Regions from separate parts of the Homo sapiens genome. Here regions 1 and 2 are each linked to region 3. A link is an interaction called in ENCODE POLR2A ChIA-PET data of the cell type or tissue named here. Cell type or tissue: A673. All regions are shown on one strand.

Region 1 (2,500 bases), 75 kb before region 3:
TGTGCCTTTGCCTTTGCTGTTCCTTTTGCCTGTGGGATGTTCTTTCCTTCCTGCTTGAAGCTCCATTTATTCTCCAGGGTTTAATGTACACGCCACCTCCCTGGGAGAGTGCACCTTCCACACTTGGCTGAGACCTCTATGGTGGCACAATTCACAATCTGACTCAGGTGCTAGCTGTTTGCAAGTCTGTCTCCCCATGGGGGAAGGGACTGCATCTGATTTACTTCTTTGTTCTAGGAGTTCAGCATTATACTCAGCATTATACAGGGCATTATACTCAGTGGTGGCAAGGAAATGCTCATTTGTGATCCTTAATTATTTTTTTGAGACAGGGTCTTGTTCTATCACCCAGGCTGGAGTACAGTGGCACAATCATGGCTCACTGCAGCCTCAATCTCCCAGACTCAAGCAATCTTTCAGCCTCAACATCCTGAGTACCTGGGACCAAAGGCACACTCCACCACACCCAGCTAATTTTTAATTTTTTTTTGTAGAGACAGGGTCTTCCTATATTGCCCAGGCTGATCTCAATCTCCGGGTCTCAAGCAATCCTGCCACAGCCTCCCAAAGTGTTGGGATTACAAGTGTGAGTCACCACACCCGGCCTGTGATCCTTATTAACATGTCCTGAGTACTTTGTGACAAGTTTTTCAAACATGTGATATCATTTGATCCTTGAAACATTTTACAGATAAACAGGGTCAGAGAAGTCATGTAAATTGCCCAAGATCACACAGCTAGAAAGTGGTGAAATCTACATTTGAATCTCACCTCTGCTCTTTTTAAAATTTTTTATTAACTTTTTTTTTTTTTTTTTTTTTTTTAGAGACAGGGTCTCACTGTCACCCAGGCTGGAGTGCAGTGGTGCAATCATAGCTCACTGCAGCCCCAACCCCTGGGCTCAAGAGATCCTCCTGCCTTGGCCCCCAAAGGCACTGGGATTACAGATGTGAGCCACAGCATACAGCCCTGCCCTTGTTCTGAACTAGTGTGCTATCACCAGGACCCGAGGCAGGTGGATCATCTGAGGTCAGGAGGTCAGGATTCAAGACCAGCCTGGCCAACATGGAGAAACCCCATCTCTACTAAAAATACAAAAATTACCCAGGCATGGTGGCAGGTGCCTATAGTCCCAGCTACTCAAGAGGCTGAGGCAGGAGAATGGCTTGAACCCAGGAGGTGGAGGTTGCAGTGAGCCGAGATCGTACCACTGCACTCCAGCCTGGGTGACAGGGTGATACTCTGTCTCAAAAAAAAAAAAAAAAAAAAAAAAAAGCCACGAGCGGTGGACTGCCTGAGGTCAGGAGTTCGTGACCAGACTGACCAACATGGTGAAACCCTGTCTCTACTAAAAATACAAAAAAAATTAGCCAGGTGCGGTGGCATGCACCTGTAATCCCAGCTACTCGGGAGGCTAAGGCAGGGGAATTGCTTGAACCAGGGAGGTGGAGGTCGCAGTGAGCCGAGATGGCGCCACTGCACTCCAGCCTGGGCAACAGAGAGAGACTCTATCTTAAAAAAAAAAAAAAAAATTATTCTGGTAGGCTCAGGCCCCATGTGGCCTCTTACCTTGGCACTATACTGGTTGAGCTCTCCACTCTCATGGCCAGCGATGATGCACTCCCCCAGGGGTCCCCAAACAGCACTGGTGATTTTAGAGTCATTGCAAGGGATCTTCATGTAGGGCTCATTGTTGTCTGTGTGGGGCAGTAGATGTTAGGCCCTGGGCTCTAGAACTGTACCCTTTACCTCAACCCCAGCCCTATTCCCAGCCCTCACCAATCTGGCTCGGATCCCGCAGGTCAAAAAAGCTCACAAAGCACTGGTAGCCCATCTGCTTGTCCGTGGAGAACATGATGATGTTGCCCCCAAAGTCAAAACCGCAGGTCCGGACAGCCGAATTGGTCTTGAGAAGGGCCAGCTGCTTTCCTGGAGTCAGGCAAAGTCTGGGCTACACCATCCATTGCAATTGCAGGGAGGACATTCTAGAGAATGCTACCATCACATCTCACTGTTTGTCTTGCTCCAGTGACCCAAACTTAAAAAGTATTTTAACTTTTCTTTTTTTTTTTCTTTTTTGAGACAGTTTCACTCTGTTGCCCAGGCTGGAGTGCAGTGGTGCAATCTCGGCTCTCACTGCAAGCTCCGCCTCCCGGGTTCACGCCATTCTCCTGCCTCAGCCTCCCAAGTAGCTGGGACTACAGGCGCCTGCCACCATGCCCCGCTAATTTTTTGTATTTTTAGTAGAGACGGGATTTCACCGTGTTAGCCAGGATGGTCTTGATCTCCTGACCCGTGATCCGCCCGCCTCAGCCTCCCAAAGTGCTGGGATTACAGGTGTGAGCCACCGCGCCCGGCCTTTTTTTTTTTGAGATGGAGTTTCGCTCTTGTCCTGCAGGCTGCTGTGCGATGGTGTGATCTCGGCTCACTGCAACCTTTCAAGCGATTCTTCTGCCTCAGCCTCCTGAGTCGATGGGATTACAGGTGCCCACCACCATGC
Region 2 (2,500 bases), 350 kb before region 3:
TACAGTTCTGTGAATTTTGACAAAGGCATAGAGTTGTATAACCAATACCACAATCAAGATACAGAACAATTCTCTTGCCCACCCCCCAAAAAAAACCTCCCTTATGCTGAACCTTAGTAGTTAGCCTCCTTTACACTCTCCCATCCCGTGGCAACCATTTTGACCACCAGTAGATAGTCTTTTGAGTCTAGTTTCTCTCAGTTAACATAATGCACTAAAGATTCATACTGTTGTTGCATGTAACAATATTTTTTCCTTTTGTATTGCTGAGTAATATTCCATTGTGTGGATGTTTATTTGCCAGTTGAACATTTTGATTGCTTCTTTTGGGGAATTTATGCAAAAAGCTACTGTAAACATTCATATCTAGGTTTTTGTGTAAATGTAAGTTTTCATTTCTCTTGGGTAAATAGGAGTGGGATGTGTGGGTCATATGCTAAGTATGCATTTAAATTTGTAAGAAATGGCCAGGTGGTGGCTTATATCTGTAATCCCACCACTTTGGGAGGCTGAGGCAGGAGGATCAGTTGAGCGCAGCGGTTTGAGACCAGCCCGGGCAACATAGGGCGACCCAACCTCTACAAAAAATAAAAAATTAGCTGGGTGTGGTTGTGCATGCGTATAGTCATAGGTGCTTGGGAGGCTGAAGCGGGAGGATCACTTGAATCCCTGGGAGGTCAAAGCTATAGTGAGCCGTGTTCACACCACTGCTCTCCAGCCTGGGTGGCAGAGTAAGACCTTGTCATTCATTCATGCATTCATTGATTCATTCATAAATAAATAAGAAATTGCCAAACTGTTTCCCAAAGTAACTGTATAATTTTGCATTCCTATCAGCAATTTGTGAGAGTTCCATTGTTTTGAATCCCTGCCAGTGCTTGCTACTGTTGGTTTTTGTTTTGTTTTGTTTTTGGTTTTTAGCCTTTCTAGTAGGTATGGTGGTTTTATTTTGCTCTGCTGTTTCAGTTTGCATTTTCCTAATCATTAGTGCTATCTTTGTCATCCATATATCTTCTCTGGTGAAGTTCAAATCTTTTGCTCTTTTTTTTTTTTTTTTTTTGAGACAGGGTATCACTCTGTTGCCCATGCATGCTGTAGTATTAGTCTGTTCTCACGCTGCTAATAAAGACATACCTGAGACTGGGTAATTTAAAAAGGAAAGAGGTTTAATTGACACACATTTCAGCATGGCTGGGGAGGCCTCAGGAAACTTACAATCATGGCAGAAGGGGAAGCTAACACATCCTTCTTCACATGACGGCAGGGAGAAGAATAAGTGCCCAGCAAAGGGAGAAGCTCCTCATAAAACCATCAGATCTTGTGAGAACTAACTCACTATCACGAGAACAGGATGGAAGAAACTGGCCCCAAGATTCAGTTATCTCCATCTGGTCCCTCCCACGACACATGGGACTACATGACACGACAATGGGAACTACAATTAAAGACAAGATTTGGGTGGGGACACAGCCAAACCATATCACATGCCCAGCTAATTTTTTTTTTTTTTTTTTTTTTTTTGAGACGGAGTCTTGCTGTCACCCAGGCTGGAGTGCAGTGGCATGATCTTGGCTCACTGCAAGCTCTGCCTCCCGGGTTCACGCCATTCTCCTGCCTCAGCCTCCCAAGTAGCTGGGACCACAGGCGCCCGCCACTGTGCCCGGCTAATTTTTTGTAGTTTTAGTAGAGACGGGGTTTCACCGTGTTAGCCAGGATGGTCTCAATCTCCGGACCTTGTGATCCACCCACCTCGGCCTCCCAAAGTGCTGGGATTACAGGCTTGAGCCACCGCGCCCGGCCATGCCCAGCTAATTAAAAAAATTTTTTTTTTTAGAGACTAAGTCTCACTATGTTCCTCAGGCTGATCTGGAACTCCTGAGCTCAAGCGATCTGCCTGCGTTGGCCTCCCAAAGTGCTGGAATTACAGGCGTGAGCTACTGTGCCCAGCATCCTCTTGATTTTAAAGCTCCAGCCCTGAATCAGTTTAGATTACCTAAAAGCTACAAACTTAGACACTTAGACAATATGTTTATGATTTAGTGTTGTATACTTGGATTTTACTGATGGCCCATGTTAGAAACACCTCTTGTGAATTCTATAAAAATGCTGATAAAGGAATTGTCACCAGGCGACAAAGTAAGACCCTGTCTCAAAAAAAAAAAAAAAAAGGAATTGTCTATTTTCCAACATCCCTGATAGAGGGATACATTCCTCTTAGAGTTTAGTGTCAGAAAAACTTCCTTTCTCCTGACAGACATCTTTCCTATAATTATACAATGAGAACTATTACATTTAACAATCTTTTTGCTAGAAAAGTCAGAACTATGTTTAATGTTTAATTATACAATCTTTTTTTTTTTTTTTGAGACGGAGTCTCACTCTGTCCCCCAGGCTGGAGTGCAGTGGCGCGATCTCGACTCACTGCAAGCTCCACCTCCCGGGTTCTCGCCATTCTCCTGCCTCAGCCTCCCAAGTAGCTGGGACTACAGGTACCTGCCAC
Region 3 (2,500 bases):
AATTTAAGTTGTATATCTAAGTAATTAAATGTTCACACTATACTTTTTTTTTTTTTTTTTTTTTTGAGATGGAGTCTCACTCTGTCACCCAGGCTGGAGTGCAGTGGCGCGATCTTGGCTCACTGCAACCCTCCGCCTCCTGGGTTCATGTGATTCTCCTGCCTCAGCCTCCCAAGCAGCTGGGATTGCAGGTGTGCACGCAGGGCTAATTTTTTTTATTTTTATTTTTATTTTTTTTAGACAGAGTCTCCCTCTGTTGCCCAGGCTGGAGTGCAATGGCGCCATCTCGGCTCACTGCAAGCTCCGCCTCCTGGGTTCACGCCATTTTCCTGCCTCAGCCTCCCGAGTAGCTGGGACTACAGGCGCCCGCCACCACGTCTGGCTAATTTTTTCTATTTTTAGTAGAGATGGGGTTTCACCATGTTAGCCAGGATGGTCTTGATCTCTTGACCTCGTGATCCACCTGCCTCGGCCTCCCAAAGTGCTGGGATTACAGGTGTGAGCCACCGTGCCTGGCCCCACACTATACTTCTATATTACCTTTCTAAGGCTTATAAATTTCCTTCAAATTAATATTTGTATTGTAATTCAGTCCTAAATATCTAATTACTTTTGATTTATTCAATTTACATAAGTGTCCCATGTGTGCTTGAGAAGAATCTGTATTCTTAAATTATTGTGCATGGCTTTCTGAATATCATGTCCATTAAATTAAGTTGTCATCATGTTGTTCTTTATTTATTCATTATTTTTTGAGATAGGGCCTCCCTCTATTGCCTAGGCTGGAGTGCAGTGCACGATCACAGCTCACCACAGCCTCAACTTCCAGGGCTAAAACAATTCTCTTGCCTTAGCCTGAGTAGCTGGGACTACAGGCTCGTACTACCATGAGTGGCTAATCTTTACGTTTTTTTTGTAGAGATGGGGGTCTCACTATATCGTCTAGGCTGGTCTTGAACTCCTGTCCTCAACAATCCCCCTGCCTCAGCCTCCCAAAGTGCTGGGATTATAGGCATGAGCCACCATGCCCATCATGTTGTTCAAATCTTCTATTAATGTTTCACTTCACTAATGTTTTCCTTATTGATAGTGAATGTAGCCATTTTACCCCGTAGTTTAATTTTGCTTTATGTATTTTAATACTATTTCATTAGAAGCATACAAATTTAGAACTGTTGTATCTTGACTGTGAATAGAAGTTTGTTATAAAGTGAGCCAAATTATTCCTTAACAATGCCCTTTGTTGCCCTTTTTCTTTTGTTGGATATTAATATAGTTATCACTTCCACTTCCAGCCATGATGGAATAAGAGGGATAGGATTTCCCCTGTTGCTATAAACTGTTTCAGACATCGGGCAACAGCAATGCAGAATTGTGATTCTCCAAGAGGGAAACGAATTAAGTGAGCTCTACTTGTCTCCTTGGCTTTCTGCCCAGAGGCACATTCTATAGCAGAAGAGGGGTCCCAAACAGCACCACGGAAATCTCACCAGTGGAGGAGAGACTAGAGACTTCAGTGAGACTGAGGTGGCTGAAAACACTGAGACAGCATTCCAGCGAGGAGAGAAATAGGCAGAAAAAAAAAATTGGGAAATCTGTTTGGGGTTCCCTAAATCTTTGCTGAAGACTAAGGATGCATACATGCTGGGTGAAGCTCCATGAGTCACACAAAGGGCAACTGAGAAGCTGTATGTAAGCTCAGCAGTTCCCAGAGCTCGCACAGGGCTGAGAGACTTTAGACAAATCTGAATGGGGATTTCTCCCTGATCACTTAGGGCATAGTAGAGACCCTAAGAAGGGCTATGGCTTAGTAGTGGGATTAAACTATTCCCAGAAAAGGCTACTCATGAAGCTTAAAAACGAGCCTTACACTGCTAAAACAGAACACCTATAAAACGCCCTACATCCTTTAAAAAAAAGACAACAAAATCCAGACACTAAAAACAAAATTCACAATGCTTGGAATCCAATTAAAAATTATGGGCCAGAGCCAGGCATGGTGGCTCATGCCTATAAATCTCAGCACTTTGGAAGGCTGAGGTGGGAGGATAGCTTGAAGAACCTAGGAGTTCTTCAAGGCTGCAGTGAGCTATGACTGCACCGCTGTACTCCAGCCTGGGCAACAGAGTGAGACCCTGTCTCTAAAAAACAAAAACAGCCGGGGCGTGGTGGCTCACGGCTGTAATCCCAGCACTTTGGGAGGCCGAGGTGGGCGGACCACGAGGTCAAGAGATTGAGACCATCCTGGCCAACATGGTGAAACCTCGTTTCTACTAAAAATACAAAAATTAGCTGAGCTTGGTGGCACGCACCTGTAGTCCCAGCTACTCGGGAGGCTGAGGCAGGAGAATCACTTGAACCAGGGAGGTGGAAGTTGCAGTGAGCAGAGATCATGCTACTGCACTCCAGCCTGGTGACAGAGGGAGACTCTGTCTCCAAATGAACAAACAACAAAAAGTACTATACATGCTAAGCAGCAGAAAAATTGTGACCCATAGGA

Evidence for each region. Peaks named below come from ENCODE experiments on the same cell type or tissue, not always from the same donor. Only the 100,000 strongest peaks of a DNase experiment are listed, where the experiment ranks them.
Region 1: POLR2A ChIA-PET joins it to region 3 with 9 read pairs; 7 of 35 experiments call an interaction of 5 or more read pairs at or near these places.
Region 2: POLR2A ChIA-PET joins it to region 3 with 6 read pairs; 2 of 35 experiments call an interaction of 5 or more read pairs at or near these places.

The regions. Positions count from the first base shown.
Region 1 is chr1:32,225,600-32,228,099 of GRCh38, reverse strand. EIF3I (eukaryotic translation initiation factor 3 subunit I) reads right to left here. Exons shown (of 11, transcript NM_003757.4): 5 at 1,780-1,929; 6 at 1,570-1,697. Among named protein-coding and RNA genes, the nearest start is that of EIF3I, 4.4 kb to the right of the region's middle. In A673, no CTCF peak of the experiment used is centred here; no DNase peak of the experiment used is centred here.
Region 2 is chr1:32,503,850-32,506,349 of GRCh38, reverse strand. No RefSeq gene overlaps it. Among named protein-coding and RNA genes, the nearest start is that of ZBTB8A, 34 kb to the left of the region's middle. In A673, no CTCF peak of the experiment used is centred here; no DNase peak of the experiment used is centred here.
Region 3 is chr1:32,150,582-32,153,081 of GRCh38, reverse strand. All of the region lies in intron 1 of KPNA6 (karyopherin subunit alpha 6), which reads right to left. Among named protein-coding and RNA genes, the nearest start is that of TXLNA, 28 kb to the left of the region's middle. In A673, no CTCF peak of the experiment used is centred here; DNase peaks (open chromatin) are centred at 1,431, 1,681 and 1,981; H3K4me3 peaks cover 929 bases; H3K27ac peaks cover 1,689 bases.